Linked DNA regions of Homo sapiens: region 2 is linked to region 1. Evidence: chromatin contacts called from ENCODE Hi-C or POLR2A ChIA-PET data. All regions are on one chromosome and are shown on one strand. Each heading gives the region's core, a stretch centred on a gene start or an enhancer-like site at or near the end of the contact. The rest is flanking DNA. Distances are from core to core; before and after follow the strand shown. Region 1 overlaps ABLIM1 (actin binding LIM protein 1). Region 2 has its middle 56 kb from the start of ABLIM1.

The links. Hi-C counts contacts between places; a loop is a spot of excess contacts on that map. ChIA-PET counts read pairs that join two places held with the same protein, here RNA polymerase II (POLR2A). Pooled maps may share reads with other maps.
Region 2: a map of Right ventricle myocardium inferior shows a loop between it and region 1 (3-fold over the local background). The contact joins two enhancer-like sites. A Hi-C loop is called at or near these places in 47 of 168 maps with a recorded cell type or tissue (A673, B cell, CD4-positive, alpha-beta T cell and 33 more), 20 of 37 single-sample maps with no recorded cell type and 35 of 50 pooled maps. POLR2A ChIA-PET finds 5 or more read pairs at or near these places in 2 of 52 experiments (CD4-positive, alpha-beta T cell and WTC11).

What each region holds. Positions count from the first base shown.
Region 1 is chr10:114,469,834-114,476,336 of GRCh38, forward strand. ABLIM1 (actin binding LIM protein 1) reads right to left here. Exons shown (of 23, transcript NM_002313.7): 9 at 4,046-4,123; 10 at 3,144-3,299. Among named protein-coding and RNA genes, the nearest start is that of AFAP1L2, 69 kb to the left of the region's middle. Within about 2 kb of position 2,603, at least 8 of the 41 ENCODE cell types and tissues checked have a DNase peak (open chromatin) inside an H3K27ac peak, as active enhancers do; they include gastrocnemius medialis, heart right ventricle, left ventricle myocardium inferior and 1 more, where a contact is called at or near this core.
Region 2 is chr10:114,711,405-114,717,907 of GRCh38, forward strand. It overlaps a transcript of ABLIM1 not described here. Among named protein-coding and RNA genes, the nearest start is that of ABLIM1, 56 kb to the left of the region's middle. RefSeq lists an enhancer at 360-859. Within about 2 kb of position 2,932, at least 11 of the 41 ENCODE cell types and tissues checked have a DNase peak (open chromatin) inside an H3K27ac peak, as active enhancers do; they include gastrocnemius medialis, heart right ventricle, left ventricle myocardium inferior and 1 more, where a contact is called at or near this core.

The DNA of each region.
Region 1 (6,503 bases), core at 1,353-3,852:
TAGAAATGAAATTCAAACAGAGCTATGGAGAACACAGCCAGGGGTGGACTTCTCAGTTTTAGAATTTGCCCTTTTCCCCACATTCTATAGTAAGTGGGCGGACTGTCTGTATTCTAAGCCTTCACAAGCTCCAGGGTCTCCTCTGCAGCTACAGCCTGTCTCTAGGGGGTCTCAGCTGGGTGAAGGCTGGTCTCAAGGTCAGGGCCCAGGTCTGCACCTGCACTGACAGCAAGGCCCTGGAGGCACCAATGGCTGCACAGAACTAATCTGACTCTTGCAGTGTTTCTTAAATGGCAATATGTATAAAGGCCAGGTGCGGTGGCTCACACCTGTAATCCCAGCACCTTGTGAGGCCAAGGCGGGTGGATCACTTGAGGTCAGGAGTTCACGACCAGCCTGGCCAACATGGAGAAACCCCAACTCTACTGAAAATACAAAAATTAGCCCAGCATGGTGGCACATGCCCGTAGTCTCAGCTACTTGGGAAGCTGAGGCAGCAGAACTGCTTGAACCTGGGAGGCAGAGGTTGCAGTGAGCCAAGATTGCACCACTACACTCCAGCTGGGTGACAGAGTGAGACTCCACCTCAAAAAAAAAAAAAAAAAAAAAAGGCAATATGTATATGAGGTCTATAAAAGAAGTGTGTTAAACTTTAATGGAATAAATAATAGAACAGCTTGTAAATTTCTCTCAGTTGCAAGATGCAAGTATTGGGAAAGAGTTCACTAATATATCTGATTTCTGATCCCAGGGGCACCCTCTATGCATAGAGAAAACCATGGGACATAATTCCAGGTTATGACAGTAAGTATGCTGATTACGAGAGTAGCCAGCATTTTTCTTAAGCACTTATTATGTGCCCAGTACTGTTCTAATGTAAATAGCTCACTTACTCTTTACAGAAAACTTCTAGCATAGGTATTCTTGTTCTCTATCTTGAGTTTGCAGATAAGGAGATTGAGGTATATAATTTCCCCAAAGTTATGTGGTTAGTCAGCATCGGTCTGGTTTTTCTTTTTTTCTTTTTTTGTGGTGGTGGTTTTTGTTTTGTTTGCTTTGTTTTGTTTTTGAGACAGGGTGTCACTCTATCACCCAGGCCGGAGTACAATGGCATGATCATGGCTCAATGCAGCCTCAACCTCCTGGGCTCAAGTGATCCTCCCATCTCAGCCTCCCAAGTTGCTGGGACTACAGGCGTGTGCCATCATTCCTGGCTAATTTTTGTATTTTTTTTCTGTAGAGATGGAATTTTGGTATGTTGTCCAGGCTGGTCTCAAACTCTTGGTCTCAAGCAATCCACCCACCTTGGCCTTGGCCTCCTAAAGTGCTGGTATTACGGACATGAGTCACCATGTCTGGCAGAGTCTGGTTTTAAATGCAGAGATTTTCACCTCAAAGCCCAAACTCTTGAGTGCTTAATGTTTTACTGCCTTGATGGAGCTGCTGGGAAACGCACACAGACACGTACACTGCACACCATGAACCCCAAATCCTTAACACCATTAAAAAAACTCACATCCCCTTGCTTGTATGGGTTAAACATTAGTAAATTCTCATCCACAGGGTCCAAGGCCAATCTCTATGCACTTTGTTCAGGAACTTCCCCTCGCCTCTTATGCCCTACGAAACTCTGTGGGGTTCAATGGCAACTGACAACCCGGGCCAATGCACCTGCGCTTGAGAGCGGCCGCAAGTGCAGCTACAGCTAAGTGACCACTAGGTGGCACTACATGAAAATGGATATCACTTCCTGCCACAGGGACCTTTTCCACGCAGAGCTATGCTCTGGAATAAAACCCAGATTAGAAAGTAAATAAATAAAAGGAACAATATATATAAAATAAAAAATAAACATAAATATAATTATCAAATAATATTATACATCTGGAATTGAGAACAATTAAACAGAATCACATTTTCATGCCTTTTCTTCTCCAAGACCTCAAAGCACTGTGAGATGCTAGATTGTTTATATTCTGTTTTAACCTTTGTTGAATAGCTGATTTGTCAGCTATTTGTTAACATCTTTGTGGACTAAAATCAGTCTACAGATGATTCTAATTCAAAAAATAAAAGAGAAAAAAATGAGAGTGAGCCGATTGGCCAGGGGAAACGGACTTGGGTAGGAAGCGACCACAGAGAACCTTCAACCCTGAGATGGGACCGGGGAGGGGAGGACCCCAAGGGGCTGAGAGGCTCTGGTCCCGCAGCAGATGGGTCTGCAGGCCGAGTATTAACGAGCCCCAAGAGGACAGGTAGCAACAATGGTAGAAATTGCCACATGCTCAGTATTTCCCCCAAGTCTGGCCTCTGATAATTGCTTTACATAGATTAGCTTGCTTAATCCTCACTAACACCCTATGAGGTAGATTCTATCATCACCCTATCTGTTTTACAGATGAAGAAACTAGGACCATTTTTCTTATTTTTTTAATATATATAGATGAGGTCTCAACTATGTTGTCCAGGGTGGTCTTCAACTCCTGGCCTGAAGCAATCCTCCGGCCCTCAGCCTCCCAAAATGTTGGGATTACAGGTATGAGCACTGTACCTGGTCCAGGAAACTAGCAGCAGAATGGCTGTCACATGGTCAAAGTCAAACAATCGGCATGTGGTGATCCCTGGGTTGAGACCAGGTAATTTGATTCCAGAATGCTGGCTCACACTCCTGTGCTAGACTGTTGCCCCATGCGCTCTACTTTATTTTTTCTTTCACATGCTAACTTTCTTAAGTTGCTGAAAACTGTAATTACCAAAATTTAGGGGGTGTGTTCTCTCTCCTCATGATGCCATGAATATACTTAAAGCTTATCACTAGACTAAGACCCCCAGGAGACCCTCACTCCCTTATTTGCTCTGCCCAGCTCACACAATCCCCACCCCCTCCCCACCTCCCGACAGCTTCCATCCCAGCATGCTAATGTTTAGCTGGTCTTCACTGTTGTTTGATGTGCCATTGTTCTGTTCTCCCACTTCTCATGATGGGCTTCTGAATACCTCAAAGCACCTGGTCTAGAAATCTGCAAATACTAGGCAGACAAAAGACCACCTGATTTACCTGAACTCCAAATGGTAGTTATTACAAATGTGACAAAAGGGAAGGTAAATTGTTGTACAACTCACAACCAGTAGGAATGTATTACCTCTCCAAGGCTCTGTCTCTCCTGTTTGTCATCATAGCCCGAAGTGTAGAAAGGCTCATAGGTAATAAGATCTGGACGTTCAATGTCATAAATTGCCTTGACCTTCGGAATGGCTGCTAAATCCTTGTAATCCAGGATCTCATTGTCTACTTTTGCCTGGCAAAGTTAACCAGAAAGAACAATTACCTTGTAGTCTGACTGCTTTAGGAAACTGTAGTTGGCGCATTTCCTGTTGTTTAAAAAGTGAAGGCCTTAAAATAAACAAAAACCAAAACATCTTGCCTAACACAGTTATACTCTTCAGAAGTTGCCCTTTATACCATATATTAATCATGTTTTTTTAAAAAAGTCACTGAACGCTTAGGAAAAAATCTGTGTAGAATTCATGAAATAGATAAATGTGCAAACCTTAAGGATAATTTCCTGAATTTATGATAGTAAAGGAAAAAGCTCAAACAGATGGTCCAATAATCCTCTCAGATGGCTAAAAACAAGAACTGCATAATTAATAAACTAAATATTTAAATATCTTTGTGGTAGAATTTAGGAACACTCAGTATCAGCTTCATAAAATATATATTTAATCCCCAAATATCTATATGCAATTTAGGTGCAAGAATTTTTTTTTTTGAGACGGAGTCTTAGGTGCAAGAATTTTTTAAGTCCCGCAACATATTACTACATTTTACAGGTCGTCTGATCACTCTGTTGATGGTCACATAAATGTAATTACCTAAAGGTAAAAGTGATTGAGGAGACTGTTCTACAAAAATGAAAATCAGGTCTCATAACAAAAATAGAAATCACTTTGAATCAGTTTTTGTTTTGGATTACCCATTCTGCTATTACAATCCACTAATTTACCTGTCCCAGAAATGTCACTTCCAGAAGTAGATACTTACATAGATAGTATGACCTGGTGAGCCAGGAATACTGGAGCCTGGCCTAGAATAAATACTTTCCGAGGATGTCCTGGTAGGCTGTAAAATAAACAGTGACTTGTAAGACTTCGGACCCTGGCTTCAGAATCTAGACTGTCCTGGGCCCTTAAGCTTTACTAAAAACTCAGCTAGTGAAAAAAAGAAACACTTATCACCTTTTTGAATAAGGTAAAATACAACCTAGAAGGAAAGGTAAATGCAAACTAGTTGTACGATCCAGTTTTGAAAAGGCATGGGGAGGCCTTTCTCTGGCCCTTCCTGCTCCTTGTCCCCTACGAGAATTTCTGGTTTACCTTTGAGCACACCTCAAAGCTTCCCATTTCTCTCCCTCTCTACTGCCGTAGTCCCAGCCCCAGTCACCACCTCCATTCATCCAGATTATTGCAATGGCCTCCCTGTGAGTTTTCTGCCTTCTCCCCTCCCTTCTTCAAATCAAATCCACCTGGCAGGCAATGGATAGAGAGACCTTTTTTTTTTTTTTGAGACGGAGTCTCACTCTGTCGCCCAGGCTGGAGTGCAGTGGTGCGATCTTGGCTCACTGCAAGCTCCGCCTCCCAGGTTCACACTTTTCTCCTGCCTCAGCCTCCCGAGTAGCTAGAACTACAGGCACCTGCCACCATGCCCGGCTAATTTTTTGTATTTTTAGTAGAGACAGGGTTTCACCGTGTTAGCCAGGATGGTCTTGATCTCCTGACCTCGTGATCTGCCCGCCTCCACCTCCCCAAGTGCTGGGATTACAGGCGTGAGCCACCGCACTCAGCCGAGAGACCTTTCAAGAACATAATTTGGATGGTCACTACTCTGCTTTTGTCTCCAGCATTGATATAGTTTGGCTGTGTCTCCACCCACGTTTCACCTTGAATTGTAATAATCCCCACGTGTCAAGGATAGGTCCAGGTGGAGATAATTGAATCATGGGGCAGTTTCCCCCATACTATTCTTGTGATAGTGAATAAGTCTCACGAGACTGATGATTTTATAAATGGGAGTTTCCCTGCACAAGCTCTCTTGCCTGCCACCACGTAAGACATGACTTTGTTTCTTATTTGCCTTCTGCCATGATTGTGAGGCCTCCCCAGCCATGTGGAACTGGAGTCCATTAAGCCACTTTCCTTTATAAATTACCCAGTCTTGGGTATATGTCTACTAGCGGCATGAGAACAGACCTAACAGAAGCATCCATTCAGAATAAAATCACAACAACCAGGGCCTCAGGATTCTATCCCTGCCTTCCCCTCCTACCTCGTCTCTCACCTGTCATCACTCACAGAACACAGCGCACAAAGCTGCCTCGGAGTTCTCATCCTCGCTTACTGCTCCCTCTGCCTGAAATGCCCTAGCTCCCAATTTTACTTGGATGATTCTCTTCCTTCAGTCTTGGCTTAAATATCACCTCCTCAGAGAGGACCTCCCTGATTCAATCCAGAGTTGGTTCCCCATGTTGTTTTCTCTCATAGTGTCATTCTTTTTTCCTTCATGAGTAAAATGTGTAATTATATATTTATTGTTTTCCTTGCATCGTGTCTGTCTCCCTCATTAACTTTAGTCATGCTCTCTGCCCTCATAGAGTTTATTTTTTAACCACTGTCTATACCCAATGCTTTCCACAGGTACACAGAAGGCACAAATCCTAGTTGAGGGAATGAGCTAGAATTTATTACTTGTAAACAAATACTTAGTTTGCAGACACTTGACTTATGTTAATTACACGATTTGAGCCTAACTATATAGAGAGTCACTGAGGTAAGGCTGGTGGGTCGGCCTTTGGGAAGGATGAAAGAAACTGGACTTCATAGTATATACCTGAAGAACGTGGAGAGTGAGAGGTGGTTATGTGAGCAGGAAGGAAACTTATGAACTAGGATCAGCTGCCTCCTGCTTCTGTTTAACATATTCTGGAAAGCTCTGCAGAGAAAACTCAAGGCCTCATTTTGGAACACTTCCTCCCCTCTGTTGCAGCCATTTCCTAAAGAGAGTAACTTATAGTTCTACAATAGGAATAAGACCTTGCCTTCTCAGTAGTTTCTATTGGTGTTTAATACCTTGAATGTGGGCACCACTGAGCCAAAGAAACTCCTTCAGACAAGGGTGTTGTCTCACTATGCTGTTCACAGTTGAAGCAATGAAGGCAAACATATCTGGCCAATTCAGGTCAGGCAGTGATTTGACTCATTGCTGGAAGACTGTGATCAGTCTTTTTCAGCCAATGCCCCTGGTATCTTTGAGATGCTAGGGTGGAAGTGGCTGGGAGAAATCACACCACACCCAGGTGGAGGTGCACCAGGTGCATCACTTCTGGGCCTCCTCCCCAGGACCTGCCGTGCACAAGCGCTTTCCTGCTAGAGTTATACCAATCACAGGCATATCTCAATATGAGAAAATTCTACCTCTGAGTATGTTGAAAAAGGAAAGACTCACA
Region 2 (6,503 bases), core at 1,682-4,181, 240 kb after region 1:
TGTTAAGACCATTGAGAAGCCAACTGTAAAGCTTATGATAGACCCAAATCTCACAGTCACAGACACCACTCTAACACCAGGCGTGCCAGCCCCCACGCTAAACCTGCATATCAGCCAGAGTCTTGGCAGGTGACAGATGTTACAATCAAACTGGAGAACTTGAAAAAGGTTTAACAAAGGGGATATTTACAAAGGTGTGGTCAGGGTTCAGGTAAACCCACAAGGGGCATGCACTACCCTGAGCCAGCAACAGTGGGGAGCTGTTGCTTACCCCTAGGCCTAAAGAGGCAAGGGGTGGAGTCGATGCTAGAACCTGAAGTGAGTAGCTGAGTGGAGAGGGAGGGGGGCTTGTCAGGACCTGTGGCCTTTCATAGACAGACAACCAACAGTGACCTGGTAGAGAAGGAGTCCAGGGAATAAATACCCCAACCACACTCTCCTCCCACCCTCAGATATCCTGCTAAGTGCCCCCCGCACCAACTGGGCCCAACTTGAAGCAGAAGTCAAGGGAGCCGTTGCTGTAGCCATCGGGGTTAGTCTCTAGGAGCACAGCAGGGCAAAGGGTGGAGAATGGAATCGGAGGAGCATGTGGAAAATATTCAGCATATCCTGCCTGGGGGTCTCCAGGGTGACAGGGAAAAGATTTTCATTACAAAGTACATTAATGGCTGGGCTCGGTGACTCACACCTGTAATCCCAGCACGTTGGGAGGCCAAGGTGGTTGGATCATTTGAGGTCTGGAGTTCAAGACCAGTCTGGCCAACATGGTGAAACCTGATCTCTACTGAAAATACAAAAATTAGCCAGGCATGGTGGTGGGCACCTGTAATCCTAGCTACTCGTGAGGCTGAGGCAGGAGAATCACTTGAACCCGGGAGGCAGGGGCTGCAATGAGCCGAGATCACGCCACTGCACTCCAGCCTGGGTGACAGAGCGAGACTCCGTCTCGAAAAAAAAAAAAAAAAAAAAAAAAGTACATGAATGCTATAATTAAAAGCCATAGTAGTTCCTTCATAAGACCTGAAAATTACAATATAGAGATAAAAGATGGTTTTCAAGCCAACATAATAAATGCATAAGAAGAAATTTAGGAACAAAAAAGACAACAGCCTATTATGGGCTACCCTCAGTTACATTAGCTGTATTTATCCAAGGTCACCTCCTATTTACCCAGCTCCCCGAAGCCATGCTGGCTTTCTTGGTTTGGTTTTCCTCTTCGTTGTCACCATATTGTGAGACATGCCTGCTAAGTGGATGGAAGAATTAGATGACAGTCTGAGGCTACTAGTGAAAACTTTCAGTGGTATATAGAACAACTCTGGTACAAAATGATCTATGACACGGGAATATTTGGAGTTTCTTCAAGTAATGTTGAACCTGCTCAGCAAAACTGTCAATGATTTTCTATAATTACTTCTTATTGATTACAAATAAAACCGTAGGGCAATGGATTGCCCCGACTTAGAGCTCCATCCATTAATGAAACACGCATCTTCATGGCCAGGCACAGTGGCTCACACATGTAGTCCTAGCTACTCAGGAGGACAAGATGGGAGGATCCCTTGAGCCCAGGAGTTCAAAGTTGCAGTAGCTATGATCATACTACTATACTCCAGCCTGACAGACAGAGCAAGACCCTGTCTCTTAAAAAAAGGAAAGAATATACATATTCTTGCCCGGTTATTTCTATAACATAGCTGGGCAGAATATGTTGATACGTGGTTCATGATTTAACAAGGAAGAGAGGAGCAGCTAAAGAGACATTATCCTGGTATGAGAAAATGCCTGGGAAGAAGGAATTCAATTGCTACTGTATTGTCCTCTTCCTAGAGCACATGGGTTATTTACCAAGGAAGCAGAAGAGCAGGAGGGAGGTCTTTGCTCTGGAACCAGGATAAATGGAATGGCAAAGATCCCACTTCTCATAAAATCCTTGCATTTAAGGGGAGCTATGTCCCTAAGAGACAGTGGAGCTGGGGTGGCAAATAGCATAGTTTTTAAGTTCACAGTAGTAAGATCCAACAATAAACTATACAACCCAGAGAAATCAAAACCAAGTGCAAGATGAAGAGAAAGGGAAAATCAAAAACAGGGATAGTCCGGAAGCTATCCCTCAGTGTTTTTCTTACCCAGTGAAGGGAATAAAAAGGCTTCTAACCTACCATTTCCTACCACTGGTATTTACTTAGAGAAAGCATAACATTTTCATTTGTGTTGGTCTTTTTTTAGTAGCACTAAAGAACTTTCAGGGAGTTACGGGCTGCTCCCCATTTCAATCAGCCAATTTCATTCAGTAGGATTGTTTCCCATCAGGAGGCAGCCTTAAAGAACACTTCACTCCTTTCGGTTACAGAATAATAAAAACAGTGAGGAATTCACATACATCTTTCTCTAAATGCAAACAATAGTAAGAGCTAAATATCACAGTTGTAGAGAACATCGTGCCTCCTCACTCAAAAAATTTACACAACAGATTGAATGGCAACGAAGAGGGAACCAAGTGAGACAAAAACGGGAAGCTGACTCCAACCCTGTCTGTGTTAACTGCATTCTGTACTGGGAAGGTGTTGAATTCACAGGGTCTACACACCAACCTGGACTTGAAAAATCATCTCCCAGAAATACCTAGAGAGAAACAGCCATGAAAATAATCAGTCCTCCCAAATATTTTACTTTGTAGAACATCCTTCCCAAAAGAACACTGTCTGAAGTGGCCCTTCTATGTTGTTTAGCCTGGAATTGAATGCCTTCTCTTCCTGTTTATTAATCGCAAGGCTGGAGCTGGTTTTTTAATTAACTTCATTTAGGTCATGAAATCATCCATTGGGGACCTCAGACTGAACATCTCATTTTACAGATGAGAAAACTAAAGTTCACAGAGGTTAAGTGACCTGCTGCAGATCAGGCAGCTAATCAAATTGAGAGCAGAGCACAGGTCTATGGACATGGAGTGTAGAGCTTTTTCAGCCATGGCACTCCTGGGTCACCAGCCAAACACAGCCATTTAAAAAGAGGCTGTCAACAAGCAGCGCTGAAAGAAGCCAGTGATCCTGACATCTTAAGTTGAAAGCCGCACTTGAGAAAGATTTGGGAACTCTGGGCATGTGATGCCATTGTGACTGAGGTTACCAACAGATTCCCACATCAGAGCTGGATGTGTCCAATATCCATGTGCTACCAATGCTGTGCTATTCTTCAGCCTGTAACCGGAGCAGGCAAACTCCACAGAGGAATGCAAAATGCCGTTTGTTTACCTTGGGATGATACATACACTCAGAAGGGTTGGTTTGGCTTGGTTTCAAGCAGGCTGCACGGAAGTCAATAGCAGATTATGGTATATAAACTACAGATTCAGAAAACTAAGAGAAAGCCTTTAGAAGACAATTATGCAGTTGCTGTAACAAGAAGTAAAGAAATTGACCCTACATATATTCTTATAATATATCTAGACGAGGGATTGTTATTTTTTTAAAAAATCAACTTCTGATTATCCCTCTCTGTCTCCCTTCTTCTCTCCCTTGTCCCATTCCATCTCCCTATTATGCCATGAAGGCAAGAGTGACTCCAATGTCAACTTCTAAGCACTCTCAAAGGAAGAAGGAGAGAAGGAAAGAAAAATAAAAGGAAGAAAAGTAAAACCCCCAAATCAAAGCAGAAAGTACATCTAAAATTTCAATAGGCTGAAAAGTTACTCATTTTTAATATAATATTATCCTTAATAAACTCACTAACTTTCATGTAAGTACAGAGTTTCTTCTTTGATGCAGGGAAAAAAGGCAAAAAGATTTCCCAGACAGGCTAAGGGCCAAAGGAATTAAAAGAGCGAGCCAAGAATGAAAATTCCAGTCATCTTAGTTGCTCTGCTTAGAGAATGTTACCCTTTCCTCCTAATTAGCTAGCCAAACACCATTAATTTTTACAAACACACCAAAGATCAGTATCCGAGCCCCTTCCTTCAATTCTTTCCAAGTAAAATCAGTTGCTAGAAAAGAACAAGCCTGGAAGTTTGGGAATCTCCTGCTCTTTCCTTAGTAAGAACCCATTTAGTGAAACCAAACAAAAACAAATTACACTTCTTAAAAGACACGTATTTCCTAAAAATGCCTCCTCCCTGATAAGCGATCCAGGCTAACGTTGCAGCTCAGATTACCCTCCCTTGGCACAGTGGGTAAAACTGCCTGGCTGCTCACACACAAAGTCAGGTCGCCAAGGAAAAGAAGGTGCAGAGGGAACCAGCAAGCAGTTCAAAGAGGTCAACAACGTTCTTCCTGACCTCAGCCCTCACCGTGACTTTTCCTTTTCATAAGAAACATACAGCAATATACTTAATACATAGAGCGTTTGGCTATTGAAAGTTAAAAATTGAAGTACATATATCTAAAAAAAAATTTCTTCTGAACACTGATTTTTCATTTGCAATCAAAGATTATACTTCCATTTGCAAGAATTATTTCATTTGCATAAGGAAAATGTTACTAGAAGTATACACAGAAATAAACCTAAAAAACATCAACATGTTATACACTGCCCTAGACATTTGTCCTAAGAGTTAGGGACACAGGTCAGCACAATCAGATTCCACTAGGCCATCGTAGGGATCCAGGTCGCAGAAATTCTGTCTGTCTCTACCTTCTCCCGCTATTTGCTAACCCAAACAATCAAGTGTTTCCACAAAATGGTATTGTGAGAATAGGGAAGGAAATCTCTCTGGCACTCTGAGAAACACACTTTCCACCCATCCCAAGAGCTGACATTATATGTCTCAGACAATGATCTGGAGTCCTCCAGGCCAGGGAAGTAACTATCCAATAAGAAGTGGAGAAAATACAGAAGCTTTTGTCATCATCTGGCATGTTCCTCCATATAAGGAAAATTCTATCTTTTGCGGCCAGTGTTTCTGCAGCTCTGGTTGCCACTCTTCTGCTATATTAGCTAAGTAAGGTAGGTAGATGCATGAGAGGTATAAGAGTTTTTCACAGTTAGTGTTCTCAAATTGGTAGAGAGAAACACACACACACACACACACACACACACACACACCCCTCCCCACAGCCTCAAAGAGAAAAAAAAGAAAACGAGTGTTAAGGTAGAACTTTTCCTCTGATTTGTCTTATGTGGGGACCACTATCTCCTGAACTTACAACGGATGTTTTCTTAAGGGTAGTAAGTTTTCTTCCACTTGATATACTTCATCTGAACACACATGCTAACTGTTAAGATCAGTACACTTTTCAAGTTAGAATCATCTGGTCTAAATAATACCACCAAAGATTTGGGAATCTGAGGCAAAAGTGAGTCCTTTAAAACTCCAAGAACAAACAACACTCTACTTGAGAGGTTTCGTGCAGGTCTTCAATATTGAGTTCATGCTAGCTGCTTCTGCAGATGCCAATTATGTATAAATTTTACTATAATTGCTTGCACTGCCTGGAACTGTTAAAAAAAAAAAAAAAAAAAGCAGAAGAGCAGGAAAACACAGGAGAAACAGTTAGCTCCATTAATGAGAGCTGCCACATGAACACAGAGCTGACATGGAACTTATATTTACCATAAAGTCAAGTGTACATGTGTGCCAAATTTCTGCTCAGATCACTGCCCTAAGTCCATCCCACTGATGCCAAAGCATCATGGTATCTCATTCATTCATTCATTCATTCATTCAACCAATGTCTACTGAGCCCCTAGTACTGCCTGGGGCTGGGGAACCTACAGCAAATAAGACAGGCCTCCTCTGTGAATGATTCACCAGTGAAGTAATTTTACCATTATCATTTTTTAGGAGCAAGTGAACTGCTCTGTGCTGATGTCTTTGCTTCTACTCGTGGGAAGAAATTCTGAGAATCTTACAGCTGGACGGAAAGTCTATGGTCTTAGGAAATATTTCAGCATTATAATAAATTACTTGTGGTCATTCCTGTCTATCACCCAAATACAAAAACAATAAGACTGAAATCATGTAGGGAGAACACTGGACTAACCTGTCAGCTAGGATTCTTCAATTGCAGCACTTTTGACATTTGGGGCTGGATAATATCTTGTTTTGGGGTGCTATCATGCACATTGTAGGGTCTTTAGCAACATCCCTGGGCCTCTACCTAGTAGATGCCAGTAGCACCCCTCTCCCAGTTGTGATAAAAACATCTTCAGTCATTGTCAAATGTCCCCTGAGGGGACAAAACTGCCTCCAAATAAGTAAATAGGTGAAAGTACTCATTGAAATAGATGATCAGCAGGGCACAGTGGCTCATGCCTGTAATCCCAGCACTTTGGGAGGCTGAAGCGGGTGGATCACGTGAGCCCAGGAGTTCAAGATCAGCCTGGGTAACATGGCAAAACCCTGTCTCTACAAAAAATAAAAAATAGTCAGGCATGGTGGTGCACACCTATAGTCCCAGCTACTCAAGAGGCTGAGGCAGGAGGATCGCTTAAGCCTGGGAGGTTGAGGCTGCCATCAGCCATGTTGCATCATGGCACTCCAGCCTGGGTGACAGAGAAAGACCCTG